Linked DNA regions of Homo sapiens: all the other regions are linked to region 1. A link is a contact called in ENCODE Hi-C or POLR2A ChIA-PET data. All regions are on one chromosome and are shown on one strand. Each heading gives the region's core, a stretch centred on a gene start or an enhancer-like site at or near the end of the contact. The rest is flanking DNA. Distances are from core to core; before and after follow the strand shown.

Evidence for each region. A loop is a pair of places that touch in the nucleus more often than their neighbours do. ChIA-PET counts read pairs that join two places held with the same protein, here RNA polymerase II (POLR2A). Pooled maps may share reads with other maps.
Region 2: a pooled map shows a loop between it and region 1 (2.9-fold over the local background). The contact joins two enhancer-like sites. A Hi-C loop is called at or near these places in 2 of 168 maps with a recorded cell type or tissue (Calu3 and gastrocnemius medialis) and 6 of 50 pooled maps. POLR2A ChIA-PET finds 5 or more read pairs at or near these places in 2 of 52 experiments (BJ and activated CD8-positive, alpha-beta memory T cell).
Region 3: a loop to region 1 is called in a map of ascending aorta, with 2.6 times the contacts of the local background. The contact joins the promoter of ZFHX3 here to the enhancer-like site in region 1. A Hi-C loop is called at or near these places in 79 of 168 maps with a recorded cell type or tissue (A673, B cell, CD14-positive monocyte and 45 more), 34 of 37 single-sample maps with no recorded cell type and 47 of 50 pooled maps. POLR2A ChIA-PET finds 5 or more read pairs at or near these places in 6 of 52 experiments (A549, AG04450, BJ and 3 more).
Region 4: a loop to region 1 is called in a map of A673, with 8 times the contacts of the local background. The contact joins two enhancer-like sites. A Hi-C loop is called at or near these places in 11 of 168 maps with a recorded cell type or tissue (A673, CD14-positive monocyte, Calu3 and 7 more), 1 of 37 single-sample maps with no recorded cell type and 14 of 50 pooled maps. POLR2A ChIA-PET finds 5 or more read pairs at or near these places in 1 of 52 experiments (H1).

The regions. Positions count from the first base shown.
Region 1 is chr16:72,828,923-72,834,154 of GRCh38, reverse strand. It overlaps ZFHX3 (zinc finger homeobox 3), which reads left to right. Exons shown (of 10, transcript NM_006885.4): 5 at 4,296-4,376. Among named protein-coding and RNA genes, the nearest start is that of ZFHX3-AS1, 170 kb to the right of the region's middle. RefSeq lists an enhancer at 868-1,037. Within about 2 kb of position 1,439, at least 3 of the 41 ENCODE cell types and tissues checked have a DNase peak (open chromatin) inside an H3K27ac peak, as active enhancers do; they include ascending aorta, where a contact is called at or near this core.
Region 2 is chr16:73,014,359-73,020,253 of GRCh38, reverse strand. The region is part of intron 1 of ZFHX3 (zinc finger homeobox 3); the gene reads left to right. Among named protein-coding and RNA genes, the nearest start is that of ZFHX3, 31 kb to the left of the region's middle. RefSeq lists enhancers at 3,781-3,930, 4,479-4,979. Within about 2 kb of position 4,498, at least 13 of the 41 ENCODE cell types and tissues checked have a DNase peak (open chromatin) inside an H3K27ac peak, as active enhancers do.
Region 3 is chr16:73,043,822-73,049,475 of GRCh38, reverse strand. ZFHX3 (zinc finger homeobox 3) reads left to right here and starts at 1,348. Exons shown (of 10, transcript NM_006885.4): 1 at 1,348-1,724. LOC124903719 (a long non-coding RNA gene) reads right to left here and starts at 1,898. Exons shown (of 2, transcript XR_007065116.1): 1 at 1,676-1,898. RefSeq lists enhancers at 447-982, 1,519-2,054, 4,418-4,918 and a silencer at 908-1,757.
Region 4 is chr16:72,957,565-72,963,046 of GRCh38, reverse strand. It overlaps ZFHX3 (zinc finger homeobox 3), which reads left to right. Exons shown (of 10, transcript NM_006885.4): 2 at 2,853-5,482. The coding sequence starts at 2,902. Among named protein-coding and RNA genes, the nearest start is that of ZFHX3, 88 kb to the left of the region's middle. RefSeq lists an enhancer at 1,271-1,771. Within about 2 kb of position 1,971, at least 3 of the 41 ENCODE cell types and tissues checked have a DNase peak (open chromatin) inside an H3K27ac peak, as active enhancers do.

The sequences.
Region 1 (5,232 bases), core at 190-2,689:
CACCTCAGCCTCCCAAGTTAGCTACGACTACAAGCATGTGCCATCACACCCAGCTAATTTTTGCATTTTTTGTAGAGATGGAGTCTCACTCTCTTGCCCAGGTTGGTCTCAAACTCCTGAGTTCAAGCAATCCACCTACCTCGGCCTCTCAAAGTGCTGGGATTTACAGACATGAGCCACCATGCCCAGCCAAAGAGGTTTTTTAAAGGCCTTCAGTCACTGTTGAACATGGAAATGAAAGGCAGAAGGGACCCTAGGAAGACACTGCAGTTTTCCAGTATTTGCTTTTATTTCCCTAACTCTTTAACATGAAAACACACACAGGAGGGGGTGCTCCAGTTTGAGGCTACTGTGGGCTTCCGTATGGGTTTTAGAGACACCTTCTCTGGTGTCTTCTAAAACACAGAGCTGTCTGGGAGGCATTGGGCCTGCTACCTCCTGCCCAGAACCAGGGCGGGACTAGGGGAGTGGGGATGACCTTCTCTCCCAGGTCCTGGCCACGCCCTTGGGAAAGCATTCCTGGTGTGCTCTGGTTGGGATTGGAAATACCATTAAATGCTTGAAGGAGAAGATGGTTTTGATTTGTCTGTTTCAGCCTTAAAAATGGCACAGTGGCTGTTATGTGTCTTGGTCTCTTTTTCTGTAGGAAAGACAGGATTTTCCAGATAAAACCGATCATCAGTCCATCAGGTCTTCACTTGTTCCCACCATCTGTCAGTAGCTAATATTATAGGGGAAAAAAATCTGCAGCCTCTGTAATAATGACCCAGCCAGTTACCAGTGACTTCGCAGAAGAGGGGGGAATGCAATCCATGATCTGTGGGGGGAAAAGCAAAAAACCTCCCCTCCATTCTCCAGCACGTGTGTATCAAATCTACATTCCTAAAGAGAACAAGGGCTAGATAACAGCCCTAGGAGCTTAGCGTGTGGACGCAGATCTCTGTTTCAAAGCGGGATGCTATTTTGCCCCTGGTTCCCACGTGTTTCCAGGGCCGGGAGACCAAGCCCTTCCCCAGGCCTGGCTCTTGGTAAGCAGCTTGCTTTATGCTTTCGGAACCAATAAAACACACCCTGCCTGCAAAGCATCGTGGGCCTGAGCTGTCCAGACAAATTTTCAGTTTGCATCTCTGTTTTTTAATCATTTCTCTACCTTTATTGGTATTCAGAGCTCACAGTTTTCCGGTTACTGTCAGCCTGGGCTTTCATCCATTTTAAAGAGCTATTTTTCCTCTTGCTGTTGATGATGATGGTATAAAGACAGATGGTGTAACTGCTTATGAATGTCCTATTTTATTTCTCCAGGACCAGACAGTTCACTTGAAGACATATATTATTTCCACATGCTCAGGTTAGGCGGTCCAGACTCCTCTGCCTCCTGCAGCCAGCTGCCCTTCCGGGCCTCGCCATGCGGAGGGCGACACCTGTAGGTCCTGGATGGAACTGCAGGGATGAGCTGGCTGGGCTGAATGGGACCTGCTTTTTAGGTGGGGGTGGGGGACTGAGGACACTGATCCCCTTGAAAGGGAGCTGGCTTATCCAGGATTTTCGTAATCATTTCTTCTTCTACCACGCATAGAACAGCCTTTTAGTGAATGAATCACAAATGATAATATTAAACCTAGGAACTCAAGAAGAGGACTTGATTTGTAAATCTTTTTAAAAAAAGAGATAAGCAAAATAAGTTCTTGAAATAACCTCTTTCGTTGATCCTCTCATCGGAACTCAGCTGCCTTCATTTTCTGCTTGCAGTAGGGCAGGGAGGGAAGAAAGCAAAAGCCCAAGTGGGCTCACAGAATGAGAGCTCCAGGAATATTCACAAAGCAACATGCAGTTTCCATGCTTGATGCATCAATGATCTGCTTATACATTACAGTCTCTAGTTTCTCAACAGATTTGTTTGGTAAGGCTCAAAGAATTGGGGTCAGTGTTGGGTGACTGTGAGTTTTTAGTGCTCTGCTGTGATAGCTGCAGGCTGTATAATGTGCTGGCTTGGAGATGGCCCCCCAGTGGGTAAATCCCTTCCCATGTCTGCTGAGCAGCACCTTCAGACACTGCACATCACCATCTCAGGGTGTTCTGTAGTTTGTAGGTATCAGACTGTCTTCATCTAAGGTGGTCATATGTATGCACTAGAGATGAGAGGCCATTGAGCCATCTCTTTGCCTAATCAAATTTGATTATCCCATTTATGCTGGAGATTGCAAATTTTTTGTGTGTGAAAAATCAGACCTTGGCGATGACCTTGGGCAGTAGGATATAAATAACTCCTACAAGCTTAGTGTTCCAATAATGGAACAATAGGCATAAATGTATCAACACTACAGATATTTTGTATCACAGCATGTATTGGGACAAATAAGGGTCCTTTAAGGGACCTAGCTCATCTGGGTAGACCGAATGCAATAATATTCATTGACCGCACGCTGGTATCACCATTCAAAGATGAATTTTATCATTATAGTGTTGAACAATTTTATTGAAATCCTAAAAATGTGCACAGAACGTCCCACCTGGACATAATGAAGATAGTTCCTGTGTCACGCTGTGTAATTTGTTATTACTCTACTGACACCTATACATGTTTACTCTACTAAATGATGTATGGTGTCAATGTGGGGCTCTATATCTGATTGACTTCAAGCTGTGGTTGCCTGATTTTTCTCTGTTTGAACTAAGGGTAGGGTAGGGAAACTTGATGTTGACTTTATTGTGCAGTGAGACAAAGAAGGAGACAGAGAAATTATATGTGGAATCCTGAGTTGGAGATGAAAATAAACAGTACCGTATTTCACCTGTATTCCCAGTGACTGCCTCATAAACTCCCTCTTGGTGGTAAGGAAGAAAGAACGTTCCGTGACACTAGTTCAGTTTTCCAGACCTTGGACCTCCATCATCTCTTGAGTCAAGACAATCTGATTCTAAATAGACATCTTCTTCCTCAGTGTTTTAGAAACCCTTTGAGACCAATTTACTTTGTACTCCTGTTACTTCCTTCGTGAGATACATTTAGAGGCTGTTTTCTAGACAGTCAGAAGGCATGACATTTAGAAAAATGGAAAAGTAGCATTGGGGTAGAGGCTGTTTTCTAGAGGGTCAGAAGGCATGATACTTTAAAATACTGAAAAGTTGAATTGGGGTTGGACAGACCTCTGGCGGTGCTGGATAGAGGCCTGATCCAGTGTTCTAAGCCAGACCCAGTACTTCCTTGCTGGGGTCTGGTCTGCTGACAGATGTGGGCATCCTTGCCCTCACGCCTGTGTACCTGAGAAAATGTGCTCTTCACAGCCTCCTAATAATTTCATCTTTATTAAAATTATTTCACCTTGGTTTGTCCACTTTATTCATTCCCTTAGCCCACTCTTACTGAATGCATGTTTTGGATAATGTTTCGGAGGGCCAGGAAAGCAAGAGAGAAGTGTCTCCCCTTCTTTCCCTCAGCATCTAGAGTATCTTATTCTCTTCTTCCCCACTTGGCTGAACGACATTTGACTTCATAAGCAGCCTAGCGTTGGCAGCCGTCATTCTGCCTTCACTGTAGCACTGTGTACTGAACTGGAGAGAGGTTTCCTGCATTAGTTTTAAACCCGTAGTGAGTGAAGGATGGAATTGCTTCAAAAAGAAAGTGTACGACTCTGTTACAAATTTTTATCCCTTACTCTACAAATCTCACTTCCCACCACTGCCTCCTGGCATGTTCACAAGATACCATTTGGTTTCTGGAACTCTTCAAACTGATGAACTCATATCACTGATATTCTGTGACTCTTCGCAACCTGCATGACTTCCAACAATTCCCACACACTCTGGCACATGCATAGGCACTGTGAGCCCTGTGAGGGGTCAGTGACTGGGGCTGGTCTAGGCCAGTACCAGGAGGCTTTGGGAATGGAGCTAGGCATGAAGTGAACAGGTGGCCATGTTTTGCATTTTCAAGTGTAAAAGACTTGCATGCAACTTCAGGGATTCAGGTGGAGTTACTGCTTCAACCAGGATTGGTTTTTCAGTTAGAACTACTCAAGCGAAGCATTCAGAATCTATCTGGAAATACCTAATGGCCACACATCTGGAGCGAGTCACAACCTCATACCAACTGTTTACCCAGAAGGAAAGTCCCCACTGCTTACCCAGACCTCAGTATATCCTTAGCACCGTCAGTCTCCCAGGGGCCTCTGGAAAGAGAAGGGGGACGAGTCATTGGTGTCTGTTCTGTCGTTGGCAGTTGTTTGCAACAGAGGCCAAAAGTCCTTCATCTTCTTTTTATTTTTAACCCTTGACATGTTTTTCTTCTGTTTCAGAAGAAGCCATTGAAGATGTTGAAGGACCCAGTGAAACAGCTGCTGATCCAGAGGAGCTTGCTAAGGACCAAGAGGGCGGAGGTGAGAAAGACCAGGGCAAGTGGACAGGTAGTGTGTGTGGCTGTCCTTGAGCCTTCTCATCTTTCCTTCCCTGGAAGAATGGAGCTAACAAGTCAGGGAGCGGATACATCCTTAGTCTGCCCAGAAAAAGGATGAGTGGGAGGGAGATTTCGTTTGCTTCTTTGAGCAGTCACCTTTATTCTTCTTTATTATACTACATTATACTGTAGTTTTTAATGGTTAAGCTTTTTAAGTGGCACCAAAGCCAGCTTGCTTATTGAGTATCCAGGTAAGTGCCAAGCTGTGTGCAAGGGCATCTGGGTGTTGGTCACATCTCTTTGGTGGCTCTTCACCAAAATGCCCTTGATGTCATTCTTCCTCTATTGAAGGTCCAGTCGCTGGTCCCACCTGCTCCCAAGGCCAGTGGAGAGATTTGTCATGTGGAACTTGATCAGGGTCACCCCTGATTCTTAGCCTCAAGATTCTCTAAGGGTCAGGCACAGTGGCTCATGTAATCTCAATACTTTGGGAGGCTGAGGTGGGAGGATCACTTGAGCCCAGGAATTCAAGACCTGCCTGGGCAACATAGCGAGTCCCTGTCTCTACTAAAATTCAAAAAAAAAAAAAAAATGCTGGGTGTGGTGGCACACACCTGTAGTCCCAGTTACTCGGGGGGCTGAGGTGGGAGAACCACTTGAACCCTCAACTGGAGGTTGAGGCTGCAGTGAGCCCTAATCATGCCAGCCACTGCACTCCAGCCTGCGCGACAGAGTGAGACTCTATCTCGGGGAAAAAAAAAAAAGATTCCCAGCTGAGAGTAATGGCTCACGCCTGTAATCCCAGCACTTTGGGAGGCTGAGGTCGGCAGATTGCTTAA
Region 2 (5,895 bases), core at 3,249-5,748, 180 kb before region 1:
AAAGTTTGCGTATGTGATTCATTAAATGTATTTTTAAAAAATTAAAATCAGGCCTCCCGGTGCCTCTGTAGAGTAATTGATGCAGGGCTCTTGCTGGTGCCTCTTGTCCTGGTGACAGTGGCCTTTCCCACAGTCATGGTGCTTCCTTTTTCTTGCATAGTCAGCTCTCAAACCAAGAATGTGAAGGATCTGTGTGAGATGTTGCAGGGTACAGTGGATTTTGTCTTTCAGCGATGATAACGAATGGTGATAGTTCCCATGGAATGTCTCCATGGTGCTTGCAGGAGGTTAAAGGGCTCAGTACGGGACCCAGACAGAGTTGGAACAGACATTTTTTAAAAACGTGTTTATGCCCAGCCAGGAATGCCAGCCCGCTCTCTCATTTTTCTTACCAGTGGGCTAAACAAATAAACAGTTCCAGTTGTGGGCAGATGGATGAGGAGATCTTGAAGAAGCCATAGAGAAAGGGAAGGGGGCGGGTGAGCCCTGATTGCTCTACGTGGGATGAGGGGTGAGAGAGCGGAGAAGGCTCTCTAGGAACGGGCTCAGGGTTTGGACTGAGACGTTGCTTCCTGCGCGTCGTGATGACTCACAATCTCCAGGTTCATGCCCTTTAGAGCAGACAGTCTGTGCATCTCAGGGTGAAGGTGGGGATAGCAGAGCGGGGTCACCCAGTAGCCAGGGCAGGTTTGGGGAGGCAAAGTGCTGTTCCCTCGATGCTGCAGTGTGGCTGGGAGGGCTGCAGGGGTCCAGGCAGGGGTTTCCGGTGGGCACCTTGGTAAGGAAGTGTATGTGTGTTCACACTTGGTGGAAGGGTTGTGGTGGCCTGTAAACCAGGCAGCCCATGTGCACTCAGGTGCGCGTGCAGACACGCACACGCACACGCACACACACACACACACACACACACGCACAGACACACACACGCACACGCTGGTGGAGGATTCAGAGGCCCTTCTGGGGCTTGGCGTCATGTCCTGAGAGCCACCTTCCTGAGACTATAAAGTGGGAGTGAGGCTCACGTCCACTGGCAGCTGGCAGTTTCAACAGCATCAGGCCACTTTCTGAAACGAACTGGCCACTCGGTCCTTGCCTCGTAGTGATAGCTTTTGAAAGTCACAAGTGGCTTTAATCCCAACTCTTTTGACTTGAGCCAGGATGAAAAGGTGCCGGATGTTTTGCTGTTTTATTCTTTCATCCAGTGACAGCCTTGAGGATTCTGGGAATGATGCATCGAGGGATGTGACAATGAGTGTGTGATACAGCGGAGCTCTGGGCCTCTGAGGTGTGTGTCCTTAGAAGCGAGGTCAGAGTCTTAGCGGAACCGGAAGCTTGAGCCCCAACACTAGGGTGCAAGCAGAGCTGGGTAGTGAGTTCTTTCTGGGTTGGTTAGGAGGGAGGGTAACCTTTGAATGAGAAGAGCTGTAGCTTTCAGAATAAAATCACAGTGGCAAGCATTGAGGAAACTGACAGCCAGTTTTAGCATTTAGACTATACAGAGGCTAGCTTCAGTCCTTCAGGGAGACAGTTCAGATTCTCAGAGTGAAGAGAGTATGATAACACACAGCCAAGCCTGGGGTGAATCCCCACAAAATGCCAATTAAAGAAAATTCTTGCCATTTATTATTTAGAGTTATTTTATTTTATTTTATTTTTGAGATGGAGTCTCACTCTGTCGCCAGGCTGGAGTGCAGTGGTGTGATTTTGGCTCACTGCAGTCTCTGCCTCCTGGGTTCAAGCGATCCTCCTGCCTCAGCCTCCCAAGTAGCTGGGACTACAGGCTAATGCCCAGGTAATTTTTTGTGGTTTTAGTAGAGACGGGGTTTCACCATGTTGGCCAGGATGGTCTCGATCTCTTGACCTCATGATCTACCCCGTTCAGCCTCCCAAAGTGTTGGGATGACAGGCGTGAGCCACCACACCCGGCCTTAGAGTTAATTTATTTTATAAGATCAAAACCATGGCCAGGCGTGTATGCTCACGCCTGTCATCCCAGCACTTTGGGAGGCCAAGGCAGGAGGATTGCTTGAGCCCAGGAGTTCGAGACCAGCCTGGGCAACATAGTGAGACCCTGTCTCTATAAAAAAAAAATCAAGCAAAATTAGCCGGGTGTGATGGCGCATGCCTGTAGTCCCAGCTACTCAAGAGGCTAAGGCGGGAGGATTGCTTGAGCCTGGGAAATTGAGGCTGCAGTGAGCCATGATCGTGCCACTGGACTCCAGCCTGGGTGACAGAGCAAGACCCTGTCTCAAAAAAAAAAAAAAGATAAAAACTGAGAAAACATAGGTCCCACTTCATCGAAAAAATCAAATTTTCATCCAAAAGGAGGAAATCATTTTCTGAAGAGGAGAGAGTAAAAGTGGGGAATTAAGGAGCATCTGCAGAGGTAGGGATGGGTCAGACAGTAGGCATGGGCTCTATGCAGGTGGCAGAGGTCTTAGCCTGTTTGGTTTGCTGCTTACCCCTAGCCCTAGTCCAGAGAGAGCAGTCTCTGGCACACTGGGGCCACTTGGATATTTTAATGGATGGTTGGACAATTCTCTGGACGAGCTCTATCTGTGGGGTGCTAAGCTAGCAAAGCTCTTGGTGGAGGACTATGTGGTCTAGCTCCCTGGAGTTGGAGAAGTCAGCTGATAGGTTGTGCTAAAGACCAGAGAGGGGTGGGTGGAGGGGAAGAAGAGAAGGCATTATTTAGTCGTGACGGCAGCCAAGACATTGGTGGGGAGCCCAGGTGAGTGCTGGAGAGAGAACAGTGTTGGCAGAGTTTTCATGACTTGGCGAAGGGCACCACTGGAAAGCGGGGCAGGAAAAAACTTGGAGCATTTTCAGATATACCTTTCAAGTATTCCTCCTCCTAAGGCCAACAGGGGATATTTTTTGGGACCCACCTCCCTGAATGAGAGCAAAACTAAGACCCCACTCCCCTGAATCCAAACGTAGAAAATTCCCATCACGTCTTGGGAACACATTCAAATTGCCCACTCAGCCTTTGATATCTTTTTGCCTTTTTTTTTTTTTTCGAGATGGGAGTCTTGCAGTGTTGCTCAGTCTGGATTGCAGTGGCACAATCACAGCTCCATGCAGCCTCAACCTCCCAAGGCTGAGGGAGGTGATCTTCCTGCCTCAGCACCCCCAAGCAGCTGGAACCACAGGCACATGCCCCCACGCCTGGCTGATTTATTTTTATTTTTGTAGAGATGAGGTCTTGCCATATTGCCTAGTCTGGTCTTGAAATCTTGGGCTCAAGTGAACCTTCCACCTTGGCCTCCCAAAGTGCTGGGATTATAGGCATGAACCACTGCGCCCAGCCCCCTTAGTCTTTTTTTTTTCAAAGGTGCATTAAGGCATAAGGAGTGTTCAGCAAACTCTCTTGGGATATACACGTGAACTTGGGTAGGGTCCCAGTGGGCTTCAGCTGTAATGGGGAGATTCTGCTCGGAGCCACTCTGCTGTCACCAGGGTGCGAATCCACATCATGAGAGGCACAGAGAACATTCTCAGTTCACCCAGAGGTTACAGAGAGGCTGTAAATGGACATTCAAATAGAAGAGGAGGAAATTACTGGAGTCAACTCTGGTGTAAGGGCTTTAAACAAAGGCCATAAATTAGTCATATGGTGACATCTAAGGAAGACAGGATTCTATTTCTGGGGTTGGTTTATTATTATTTTGAGAGGCATCAGGAGAAGCAAGAGGAAAAGAGAAATGGGTCAAGTAGCATAAAGAATTTGAATCAAGGCAAACTAGAAACCAGTTTTGCTTGAATTACCCTTCTTGGGACTTTCACTATTCAAAGTCGTATCTTTCACAAGCAGGAGGCTGAATGAGAACCCTTTGTGAAAGGTGGTTATGTTTTGTTTTTTTTTTAAACCACTTCATCTTGTCATGTACAAAGTAGCGCCTTGTACATGTGTGCTAAAATTGAACATTTAAATCCTATTGAGTAATCCTAGTTACTCCGACCTTAAAAACCAAAACACAATTCATGTTAATTGTTAACATAATACTTCAGGTTAATTGTTAACACAAAATGGGGAAGTGGCAACAAACATGCAGGAGTGGGAGAATTAAGTCATATCTGGGCCTAGAGAGTTAAGTGGTTGGGTAGTCTGGCTTGTGATTGAAAGAGAACTGGAGGAGCCTGGGATAGAAATGAGATGGTGGTGATGGGATCTCCTTTGCGTAAGAGAGAAGACTATTCTTTGCATAGAGGTGATTCAGAAATCGCTCTGTGGCAGGATGCCTTCTGTCCATATGGCCGGTCTTTGCGTGGGCCATTCTTCAAGGTGCCATGCCTTGACTGGGTCAACATGGCCAGTGCCCGTATGGTGTGTAAAACCCAGTCCTGGAAAGCTGGCTCCCCTGGAGGTGTTGTGCAATTGGGGCAGCCGGCAGCCAGCTTCTGATGTGGTTGGCTGCCTGGCTCACACCTCTCAGGTGCTGCGGAGACAGCAAGATCCAGTGGCCCCAGGCTACCACGGAGGCGGGCAGGGTGCCACGGCCTTCCCGAGCCATTCTGTTTCCTTTGTCTTCAGGAGCCCAGCGTGCACGGGCCCTGGCTTTCCAGTTCTTCAGGCTGGCTGCCTGGCATCACAGCGAGGCTTCAGGCGGGCCCACCTGTGGAATATATTGGGTAAGGTTGGCTCGGCCTGGCTTTTGTGAATTGATAAAAGGAACTGTGGATCCAGGGATTCTTCTTGAATGTAGATGTTTCTAGTTCGGTGTCTCCTATTAGATAAAATAAACATGTAGCACACACAAACTCTTTGTCCAACTACTGTTTTTCTGTTGTTTCCTTGGTTAATTTGGATATTTATAAATCTCAAATGCGGTAGGCCAGGATGGGAGGTTTTTTCTGTCTAATGCTAAGATACTCCACTGAACACCTCTCCTAAGACATAGCCCTCGTGGCCGGTGTGGTGGCTCACGCCTGTAATCCCAGCACTTATGGAGGCTGAAGTGGGTGGATCACTTGAACCCAGGAGTTAGAGACCAACCTGGGCAACACAGCAAAACCCTGTCTCTACAAGAAATACAAAAGCTAGCTGTGCACGGTGGTAGGCGTCTGTAGTCCCAGCTACTCAGGAGGCTGAGGTGGGAGGATCACTTCAGCCCGGGAGGTAGAGGGTACAGTGAGTTGAGATTGCACCACTGCACTCCAGCTTGAGAGACAGAGTGAGACCCTATCTCAAAAAAAAAAAAAAAAAAAAAAAAGACACAGCTCTTGATTACAGCATCTGAGGCCTTTGGTCCTAATTTTTGGTGATGGAGAAAGAGAGGTTTCAGCTGGTCCCTAGGGTCTGGAGAAGGAGGGTAGTGTGAACCCCTTGGTAGGGTGAACCCTTCAGGGACACCCCTGCTTCTGTGTGTCCAGTGGTTCTGTCCCCCTTTCTCCAGATGGCTATACTAGTTTCCTCTTGATGCCGTAAGAAGTTACCACATAGGCCGGACATGGTGGCTCATGCCTGTAATCCCAGCACTTTGGGAGGCCGAGGCAGGTGGATCATGAGGTCAGGAGATCAAGACATGGTGAAACCCCTTCTCTACTAAAAATACAAAAATTAGCCGGGCATGGTGGTGCCTGCCTGTAATCCCAGCTACTCAGGAGGCTGAGGCAGAGAATCGCTTGAAGCAGGGAGTCGGAGGTTGCAGTGAGTTAAGATCGCACCACTGCACTCCAGCCTGGTGACAGAGCGAGACTGTGTCTCAAAAAAAAAAAAAAAAAAAAAAAAAAAAGAAGAAGAAATTACCACAAACTTGTTGGTGTAAAACACAAACTTAAGTTTGCATTTTGATGTTTTCTGTAAGGATGTAGTATGTTTAAACTTTATTAACTAATGTTCAAAACTGCGATGTGTGCATAGAATATTACGTATGCATGTTCATGTCTAAAGAA
Region 3 (5,654 bases), core at 99-2,598, 220 kb before region 1:
TACGGGGATGTGATGGTTTTCACCAGCTAAGCATCCCTTTTTCTCCCGAGTCAGTGTGTGCCTCATGCTAATACAATTCCATACATACTGCTCTTCGCCTCATGAGCTGATTATATTTCTAACACTTGCATGGTTCATTATTGTGCCCGAGGAAAAGACTCTCCAGGCTGTAAGGCCAGCCTGGGTGGGTGGTTTTCAGAAAGGGTAAAAGCAGGTGCCTTTCTGTGCTGTGAGAATCGGGAGTAAATTCAGACTGAGGGTGGGATTCTGACAGGGAGGACAGAGGACTTCCGGTGAGATTTCTTTGGGGCTGGCTTTCAGATGAGAATGGAAAAAGGTGGACTTGGGGAGATAGAAGGCGCCCAGCAATCGCTTTGACCAACTGGAAAAGGTGAACTTGGGGAGATAGAAAGGCGCCCAGCAATCACTTTGACCAACTGGGGTGGCCGCTTTAAATCTTACCCTGGCGGTAGGAACTCCCTGGGAAAGGGCACGATCTTTGCTATCTCTGCGGTGATGTGGCTTTATAAGGTGAGGCTAAGGAGCCTGGAGGCTTACATGGTAGACTGCATCTCCTTTTCTTCCCACTTCTTTTCTTCCTATCTTTCTAGTGATCTCTCCTTTTCTCTTTCTCTGGCCTCAAAAACTATCCTTAAACTCTCAACGGAGAGCAGGGGGATGTTTTTATAAGTTTCTGCAACTGAAAAACAGAAGTGCTCTGTAAAGCAGTTAATAGGATGGGTGTGTGTTTCCAATAAATTCCTGTCCACATTGGCTCCTGTCCCCATGCTTGAGTGGCCTGGCTGTGACGTGGACGGGGCCCAGGGAGCGATGGCTCCGGTTCGGAGGCCTCAGGCTCCTTTTAGTGGCCGAGGGCGCGTCCCTTTCTTCTCGCCCGATTCTAGGCCGGCCCCTGACCTTTGATGAGCGAGGGGTCAGCGCCTCCGGGAGGGCCTGGGCTTTGTTCCCGCCGGGGCCGGTTCCCGGGGCGGCGCAGGCCGAGCGGCGAGGGTTCCTGGCCCCAGGCGGGTGCGCGGGACCCCCGGCCTGCCCCAAGGCCCGCGCCCCAAGCGGAGCGAGCGCAGCTGAGCGCCCGGGTCCCGCGCGTCCCTGTGCGTCCCCGGGTCCCTGCGGGCGGGCGGGCGCGGTCGCCGCCGAGCAACCCGGCCTGCGCCCGGCACGACTGTAGATGTCAGGCTTTGCCCGGGGAGCCGAGCGGCAGCGGGGCTGTGAGTTTCAAATTAACCTTCCGCTTTGTTGCTGTGTAATGTGGATCCCCGAAGGCCCCCCGCCCCGCCCGCCCCCCTTCCCCGGGCGGTGCGCGCTGCAAACTGCGAGTTGGGCTTCATTTACATAAAGCGATTCCGGGCGGGCGGCGGCAGAGGAGGAGGCGGCGGCGGCGGGCAGGCCGGGGACCCGGACGCCAGCGCCGCGCCCCGTGGGTGAATCCCCGCCGCGTCCCGGGGACCTCCCTCCGGGGACGGGCCGACCGCCAGCCCTGCCGCCACCATGAGCTCCCCTCCCCTGTCTCCGGGCCCCCTGCTCCTGACCAGAGCCACCTCCGAGTCCTGGGGCCAGCGGGAGGTGGGGAGCATGCCGCCTGGGGTGGGTGAGCTCGGGGCTCGGGTGCCACTGGAATTTCCCGTTGTTGCGCATGGCGGCGCGGCCCCCGGACCTGCAAGTGCCGCCTCCCTCCGGAGGTGCGCGGAGGCTTGGTGTGCCAGGTGAGTGCAGCCTCCCTCCGGGTCCGCGCAGCCGGCCTGGAGCCGCGGGCAGGTGCTGCGAGTCTTGGCTGAACTTCCCATTCTCTTGGGGCGTGTGGGGGAAGGGCAGGCTGGATGCACTTGAACTCCCAGACTCCAGTTGCCACCTACCTAGGGTGAGAGCGCCTAAATTCTGCTGGGCACACAGTAAAGCTCTTCCTTCCTCCTTCCTTCCCTTCCCTCTGTCCTCCCCTCCCTCCTCCTTTCCTGAGTCTGCTTTTGGATTAGTTCCTGCCTTCTGAATACTTGTGGTACTGGTGTCATTTAGAAGTTTGGGTGCCTCCGCCTAAAAATGCACCCTTTTCAGCCCTGGAGAAGTCGCTGGTCAGTTCGAAACAATGTGAAGAATGCGCTTGTGGAGTAATTAAAGGGAGAATCAGAGTTTTGGAGCTGGAGGGCACCTTTGGAGATCATCTTGTCCACCCTCTAATTTTAGTTTTTTCGCACTCTTGGAAAAGTCAGAGCATTTATTTCCTTGGGCAGGGGCGGGGTGGGGAGCTGATGCAAAGGAGAGAGTCAAGATTTTTATCCTGTTAGGAGGAGGAATGCCTATGTTTAGGTCAGTAGCAGAAAAACAATAACAACAAAAAGAAGCATTGTAGGCTTGGAGGGAAACGAACCTTCTGGAAAATGTTCTTTTCTGCCTTGGACACACCTGTGTTATGATAGGAAAAGGCCTGGAGGGCAAAGACTGCAGCTCACGCATGGTGTGTGCTAAGAGGGAATTGCGTGGCACAGTGGTACCTCCTGTGTTAAACTGGCTTAAGTGAAAGCCGTGAGCAGGTGAATCCAGGAGGGTCATCCCTCCCCCCACCCTCTGTGTCATTTAACAGTCCTTGAAGACTCCCTAAAGCCACTGACAGAAAACCCCAGAGAGAACAGATGGCTCTGCCTGGGCACAGAAGGAAGGCCTCTCCTTCATACTGGGTCCTGCTTGTCAGAATGCACCAGGGCAAAGCCTTGAAGGTAGATTGTGAGAAAGTTACACATCATCTTATTTCTCTCTATGCTTTGAGATCCTTGGAGACAAGTCACTAAATAAATAGTGTATAATTTAAAGCTCACCCTAGCTGGGGAAACTCTGTTTCCTTGCCGTCAAGCAGCAGGTGCGAGTTTGTAGAGTTGGCCCCTCGAGTTCCCTCATTCCTGAATTCAGGAGGTGTCAAATCTTCACGTTCAGTTAATGGCTGTGGTTTCTGGATAGGTTTCAAGGGAAACCCTGAAAATCACGAGTTCCAGGAGGCTGGGCTGGAGGAGGACACGAGAGTGCTGTGGTGGGGACTGCATTGGGTAGGAAAACATACACCTTCCAAGGTAACCTGATCAAGAAAGGCCGTAGCAAGAAACATGAGTCTGCTCCTTGTTATCAGAACAGCCACTGGCAGCCTGAGATTCTGAATCCCTCTTGCTACTCAAACATGAAAAACAATGAAGGCAAAAGTGAGGTGTGAGGGAAGTCAGGAGACCACGGTTCCAAATAATTGAAGGGTTTCAAGAATGGGGTCTTCACAGAGAGGTACATACCTGGATGTTTGCACGCCTGTATTTGTGTTCATTCTGTTTTGCAGAGACCCTGCAGGCACCCTTTCAGAGAGTGTGTAGCTATGATGGCCAAAAGAAACTTTTTCTCTCTCCCTTTGCTAAATTACAGGACTAAGGAGTTCTCCTCATGGTGTTTCCAGCATAGTTTTCAGAAAGCATGTAAAGTGCCTCTCAGAGTGGGCTGGGGTCACAGTTGGCTCTTTTATTTAATTACACAAGTGTTATTTAACAACATGGAGCAGATGCAGAAGCGAGCACTTTTAGACTTTAAAAACAGCCCTTTCAGAATCACAAGGAATTAAGTGACTTGGAGACCTTCTGTCTTTATGACATGGGTCACTTCCCTCTCTCAACAACCCCCCCCCACTTTTTTTTTTTTTTTTGAAATGGCTGTACTTTCTATGAAATAGAGCTACTGTTTTCCATTTCTCCTGAAAACAGTGTTGATGAACAGGGAACTATTGAGAAACACTTGCTAACTATTCAATAATAATAATAATAATAATAATAATAATAATAATAATAATAATGTAAATCCATGCTGCTTCCCCAACCACCTGAAACTTAATTTTGGTTCCTTTTCTTCCATTTTTTGTTTGCACAAATGAATGTTAAGGGAGGGTTGGAAAGGCCCATCTAAAACGGTGCCCTCCACAGGCCCCTGCCTGGCTCTTCCCACCAGGACAGTGAAGTGCCTGCCTTCTTGCTGCTTTGAGGTTGAATTTAACTGCTGTGTCAACTCAGTGCCAATTGGACAGCCCAGTGGCAAGGAGCTAAAATAAGCGAGATTTAGTTTTCATCATTATGACTTTAAATGATGCTTGCTAGACACTCCCAGGACCGGCCTGGCTCATCTTTGGTGACCCAAAAGTGGTTAGTTCATTAGAATAAATCTGTGATTACAGACTGCTGGAAAAGTATTTCTAGGGCTAGTGGTGATGTGGCTTAGTTCTAGCATCCAGGAAACATGTCCTTATTGTCACTGTGTGCAGTTGTTCCTTTTTGGTGTATCTTTCAGGGGTAGGAGCTTTTTTTCTTCCACCTACAAAGTATCAGTAAGAATCTGGAAATGCTTCAGGGCTCAGAGCAGACCCTTACTTAAGAAATTATTTTTATTGCAGAGTTGTAACAGTGTCATCTTAAAAAGTAAATATTTAAGTGACTAAGCAACATTTTGTAAAAGTGTAGGGAACTGGCTTGAATTATTTAAAGGGGAAGAAAGTGAGCTGTCTTTATAAAACTCACCTTTTGGCCAGGCATGGTGGCTCATGCCTGTAATCCCAGCACTTTGGGAGGCTGAGGCAGGCAGATCACTTGAGGTTGGGAGTTCGAGACCAGCCTGATCAACATGGAGAAACCCCGTCTCTACTAAAAATACAAAATTAGCCGAGTGTGATGGTGCATTCCTGTAACTCCAGCTACTCAGGAGGCCGAGGCAGGAGAATCGCTTGAATCTGGGAGGGGGAGGTTGCAGTGAGCTGAGATTGGGCCATTGCATTCTAGCCTGGGCAACAAGAGCGAAACTCCGAAACTCCATCTCAAAGCAAACAAACAAACAAACAAACAAACACTCACCTTTTAAGAGTAACTCACTTGTTTCTCAGCTCTAAGGATTTAGCCTTGACTTACAAGTAGGCAGCAATGATTCTGGTCTGAACAAACTTATATAAACTCCATCTCACCCTCACTCGTACTGCACACTGAAGATGCCTGTCAGTAACCTGAAGAAGTACAGTATGTGCTGTGGTTTATGCTTTCATTTGTTATTAAAATGATTGCTTGCTGTTAGCCTGGCCTATTTCTGTGATGTTTGGGCCTGTTGGCTTGCTCTGGTTCCTAAGGCTGGTGCAATTAACCAGGATGGGGGCGTTACTGTAAAAACACAACAGGAAGGCAGATTCCATTACAGTGAACCTCATAGGGGTATCCAAATGCTCTGGTATGAGAATTTGGTGGTAATGGTTATTATTAGAAATCACAGCACAGCTCAGAACCACCGTCCTCTGCCTGAGTTAAAAAACTATGGTCAGGGGAAATGGGAACCCAGTTTTAATAGAATCTAGGCAAGGGAATTCCTTGGCAGGAGCTAGTTTAAATCATAAAGGGCGCCTGTTCTGTCCAAAGCACAGTGTCCTGTGTCCTCAGGCCACTCAGATTGAGAAAGGAGCACACAGAAGCTACGGTTGTGTCAAACCGCCCCGAGGGAGAGACCCAGGCAGAAATCTTGGCTCATTGGCAAGCCACTTTGAAAATCCAGATTAAAGAGAAGCACTACAAAATCAACAACTGTCAGAGGGCTTTTCTCTATGATTTAAAGTTGACTGCCAGATTGATCTCTTTGAACATGTG
Region 4 (5,482 bases), core at 722-3,221, 130 kb before region 1:
ACTTCTGCCTCCTTAAGTAAGAACTACCTTTTTCTTATTGACTGGCTGATAAACAGAGCGAGAGAGAGCCGGCTGTTGCGGGGGAGTGGTAGATGCCCTGAGACCCTTGAGCCACAGGATGTGGCGGATTGGGGAGACTTCTTTACCTCTGTGCGCGCGTCCCCCTCTTCTCCATCTCCATCCCTGCACCTCCCAGGGACCACAGGGAATCTAAGACTGACCTTCCCTGGTTACCTAGCAATACAGGTACCAAGGACAGAAGAGCTGTGCTTGGTACCTGTATTGGTGAAGATGGAGTGAAGCAGAGAGTGTCTTAAGTTTAATGCATGGTCCCTGAGGATGGTGTGAAAATGCAGATTCTGATGGGGCAGGAGGAGACAGTGCATGTCTCTTAAGCTCCCCGGAGAGGATAATGCTTCAAGTCCACAAACCACGCTTGTTTGGCAAGGCTGCAAACGGGCCTGTTTGTCACAGCTGGTGCGCATGGAAAGGAGGCCCAGGGGAGGTAGCTTGGGTCCTGCAGTGGGTTCCTCCTCTCCGACCCGTGTCCTCATGGCTGCTGCTCCCCGTGAATGGGTGGGCTCTAGTGTCACCACCACAGGGTCACCAGCCACCATCATAGGTGGGTACAGTGTCATTCTTTCCTGACATCTTCCGCTTTGGAGTAGAAAACAAAGTAAGGGAGGTTTTAAAAGTCCCAGCCTCTTGGCTGGATAGTTTGTGGAAGAGGAGGAGGAATAAGAGGAGAACGGAGCAAGAGAAGCCCACCAATTAATTGGTAAACGCTTGCAGGTTTCTCTGGCCCAGCCCAGGCTGGAGAGGAGATTGGCTTTGCTGTCGATAAACAAGTCCCTGGTGCAGCATCAAAGCTGTTCTGCTTTATCAATCGTGGCCCCCCCTTCCCGCATGTTCCTGTAACTTACCAAGCATTTATGACATTGATTTTACAATCGGGCTGTTAACCCTCCCGCCCCTTCAGGCCTGCCAACCTTTTTGGCCCAAGCTATCAATCAGATGTCATCCAGCCAATCAGAAGCATCCCTAAGAAGAGCCGCCCTGCAGTCTCACCTGTATCCCGGCTCAGCCTTGCGAGGAAGTCCCATTGCGTTTGCTGTTTGGTTTGGTTTGGTTTGGTTTGGTTTGGTTTGGTTTGGTTTGGTTTACTGTAGTCATCTCTGTTTTAAGTCAGTATGTCCTTTCTAAGGCTCATGGAACTTTGTGGTTGCAAAATCTGAAGTTATAAATGGAGAGATAGGGGTATGTGTTTGCATGTGTGTATTAGACACATCATAGCTTTATTCTTCCAAAAAGTTATTTCTCCCTGAGACTTCTGGTAAACCTGCCTTCCCCAGTTTTTCCCGAGGGGGAGCTGTTGTCTCATTGTGCAGTCAATAATCAAGAAATGAAAAAAAAAAAAGATTGAGAAGATAGGGGCTGTCAGGGAGGGAAGTGAGATCAAACCTGGCCGAAACCTTCACCGGCTGAGTGTGAATGAGATGGTGGGTGGAGGAGCAGCCACATGTTCTCCAGGAGGAGCAGCAGGGGAATGGTGGCTGGGGACCTACGGGCAAAGGATCAGGGCTCTGCGAGGTGCTGAGCTGCCTGTAGGAGCAGGGCCAGACGGAATGATCGCCCCTGCGATGATATTACTGCAGGAGCAGAGCGGCCGTGATCCGATGCCTCCCTCCCCAGGGACATGAGGTCTCAGAGGGCACATTCAGCTCAGTGGCACTTTGGAGTCGGAAATGGAAAAGCCCCAGGGCTGAACGACAGCTGGTTGGGTAGCGACTAATAACTAAGAGGCAGGTGTGGAGCTGGGGCTCGCCGAGCCCAGCTGCCGTCTCGGCTTGCTGCTCAGATCCTTGATAGCAAAAACCACCAGGCACGTGGGGAACGCACTCCCTCCAGCCAGGGCCAGATAGAAGCTGCTGGAGGGGGTGTTGGCAGATCCAGAGTCTGGTCCATTCCTGCTGGAAATACCAAGCTCACGTTTTGCACCTACGTAGTTTTAGTCTGAAGTCAGCTAGAGTCACAGGCCAGGGAGCTTGACTGGTATGGGTGGAGGAGACAGGAATCTGGGGACCCATCTTTTCTTCTGTTTCATGGTGGTGAGATTAGCACTGAGCCAGTTTTTAGATTGAAGCCCCTCTGTTTTACTGCTTGTAAAATGGGACTGACGCCTCCCAGATCTGGAGAGGACTTTTCGGAGTGTGTCTAGTCCTGTACACCTGCCCTGTGAACCTCAGGGTCCTCACCCGCCTTCTTTGAACTTCTCAAACTAGAACCATGGTCAGTAAAAGCGACGGCTGCAATTGTTCTAAATCCATGAGCGTTATCCCACTTTACCGTCCTTTTTCCAGGGACATTGAACCTCCCTCTTCTCAGCCCTCCCCTGTGTTCCCCTGACCCACAGACAGTGCGCGGAGTCGGGGCTGACTTCGTGTGAGCTGTCCATAAGTGGTAGGGCTGTGGCTGTGACCTCGTAGAGGGCTGGAGAGATGACGCGTCCGTTCTCCACTGTGGCCCATCGAAGCTATGCTGGCAAAGAATGGAAATTCCCGCTAGTCTTCAGGGGCAGAGCGGTGACAATTCGAAGCCGAAGAGGGCTGTTCCTGGCCTTCTTTCCCCATATCCCTCGCTCAGGCTGTTGACCCGGCCATGCCACCCCTGTGTGCTGGACCGTGTGGGGCAGTGTCCCCAGGCCCGCCCTCCGCCCTGTGTCTCTGTGTTGTGGACAGAAGCCTCTTAGAGCGCTCCGTGCGGTAGGACCTCAGCCTCGGCCCTCCTAACCTCTTTCCTTTCTCTCTCTCTTTCCCCTCTCTCCCTCCTCCCCCCTTGCCTCTGCCCTTCAGGTCCGAGCCTCCGTACTGGGTGCAATGAAAGCTCCACGCAGGCCTTACCATGGAAGGCTGTGACTCGCCCGTCGTCTCGGGGAAGGACAATGGGTGCGGTATCCCTCAGCACCAGCAATGGACTGAACTCAACAGCACCCACCTCCCTGACAAACCCAGTAGCATGGAGCAGTCCACAGGCGAGAGCCACGGGCCCTTGGACAGCCTGAGGGCCCCCTTCAATGAGCGCCTCGCGGAGAGCACCGCGTCGGCCGGGCCCCCCTCCGAGCCCGCCAGCAAGGAGGTCACCTGCAACGAATGTTCGGCCTCCTTTGCCAGCCTCCAGACCTACATGGAGCACCACTGCCCCAGCGCGCGCCCCCCGCCACCCCTGAGAGAGGAGAGCGCCAGCGACACCGGTGAGGAGGGGGACGAGGAGAGTGACGTGGAGAACCTGGCCGGGGAGATCGTCTACCAGCCGGACGGCTCCGCGTACATTGTGGAGAGCCTGAGCCAGCTGACCCAGGGCGGGGGCGCCTGTGGGAGTGGCAGTGGCAGTGGGCCTCTCCCCTCGCTTTTCCTGAACTCTCTCCCTGGCGCGGGGGGCAAGCAAGGGGACCCTTCGTGTGCTGCACCCGTGTACCCGCAGATCATCAACACTTTCCACATAGCCTCATCCTTCGGGAAATGGTTTGAGGGCCCAGACCAGGCTTTCCCGAATACCTCAGCCCTGGCGGGGCTCAGCCCCGTCCTGCACAGCTTCCGCGTGTTTGACGTGCGACACAAAAGCAACAAGGATTACCTGAACAGCGACGGTTCTGCCAAAAGCTCCTGCGTATCCAAAGATGTTCCCAACAATGTGGACCTGTCCAAATTCGATGGCTTTGTGCTCTATGGCAAGAGGAAGCCCATCCTGATGTGTTTCTTGTGCAAACTCTCCTTTGGGTACGTCCGTTCGTTTGTGACCCACGCGGTGCATGACCATCGAATGACCCTGAGCGAAGACGAGCGGAAAATTCTTAGCAATAAGAACATCTCCGCTATCATCCAAGGGATCGGCAAAGACAAGGAACCCCTTGTAAGTTTTCTGGAACCAAAAAACAAAAACTTTCAACACCCTTTAGTTTCCACAGCTAACCTCATAGGCCCCGGACACAGTTTTTATGGTAAATTTAGTGGCATTCGAATGGAAGGGGAGGAAGCTCTCCCAGCGGGCTCCGCCGCTGGCCCCGAGCAGCCCCAGGCTGGTCTCTTGACCCCCAGCACCCTGTTGAACCTTGGCGGGCTCACCAGCTCGGTACTGAAGACCCCCATTACCTCAGTCCCCCTGGGGCCTCTGGCTTCCAGTCCTACCAAATCCTCAGAGGGCAAGGACTCTGGGGCGGCAGAAGGAGAGAAGCAGGAAGTGGGCGACGGGGATTGCTTCTCTGAGAAGGTAGAGCCAGCCGAAGAGGAGGCGGAGGAGGAAGAGGAGGAGGAAGAGGCGGAGGAGGAGGAGGAAGAAGAGGAGGAGGAAGAAGAGGAGGAGGAAGACGAGGGTTGCAAAGGACTCTTTCCAAGCGAGTTGGATGAGGAACTGGAGGACAGGCCCCATGAGGAGCCTGGGGCCGCAGCAGGTAGTAGCAGCAAAAAGGACCTTGCTCTCTCAAACCAAAGCATTTCTAACTCCCCCTTAATGCCTAACGTGCTCCAGACCCTGTCGAGGGGCACAGCTTCTACTAGTTCTAATTCTGCTTCTTCCTTTGTTGTCTTTGATGGTGCGAACAGGAGGAATCGTTTAAGCTTTAACAGTGAGGGCGTCAGGGCCAATGTGGCAGAGGGCGGCAGGAGGCTGGACTTCGCTGACGAAAGTGCCAATAAAGACAATGCCACAGCACCAGAACCAAATGAAAGCACAGAGGGTGACGATGGGGGCTTCGTTCCCCATCACCAGCACGCTGGCTCCCTCTGCGAGCTTGGGGTTGGGGAGTGCCCCTCGGGGAGTGGCGTGGAGTGCCCCAAATGCGACACGGTCCTGGGCTCCTCCCGCTCGCTGGGCGGCCACATGACCATGATGCATTCTCGTAACTCGTGTAAGACACTCAAGTGCCCCAAGTGCAACTGGCACTATAAGTACCAGCAGACCCTGGAGGCACACATGAAGGAGAAGCACCCGGAGCCGGGGGGCTCCTGTGTCTACTGCAAAAGCGGGCAGCCCCACCCCCGGCTGGCACGAGGCGAGAGCTACACGTGTGGTTACAAGCCTTTCCGCTGCGAGGTGTGTAACTACTCCACAACTACCAAAGGCAACCTCAGTATTCATATGCAGTCTGACAAGCATCTCAACAACATGCAGAACCTGCAGAATGGAGGGGGGGAGCAGGTCTTCAGCCACACTGCCGGGGCGGCGGCGGCGGCGGTGGCTGCGGCGGCGGCGGCAGCCAATATCAGTAGCTCCTGCGGGGCCCCCTCGCCGACCAAACCAAAAACCAAACCCACCTGGCGGTGCGAGGTGTGTGATTATGAGACCAACGTGGCCAGGAACCTCCGCATTCACATGACCAGTGAGAAGCACATGCATAACATGATGTTACTGCAACAGAACATGACCCAGATCCAACACAACCGCCACCTGGGCCTCGGCAGCCTGCCCTCACCCGCCGAGGCCGAGC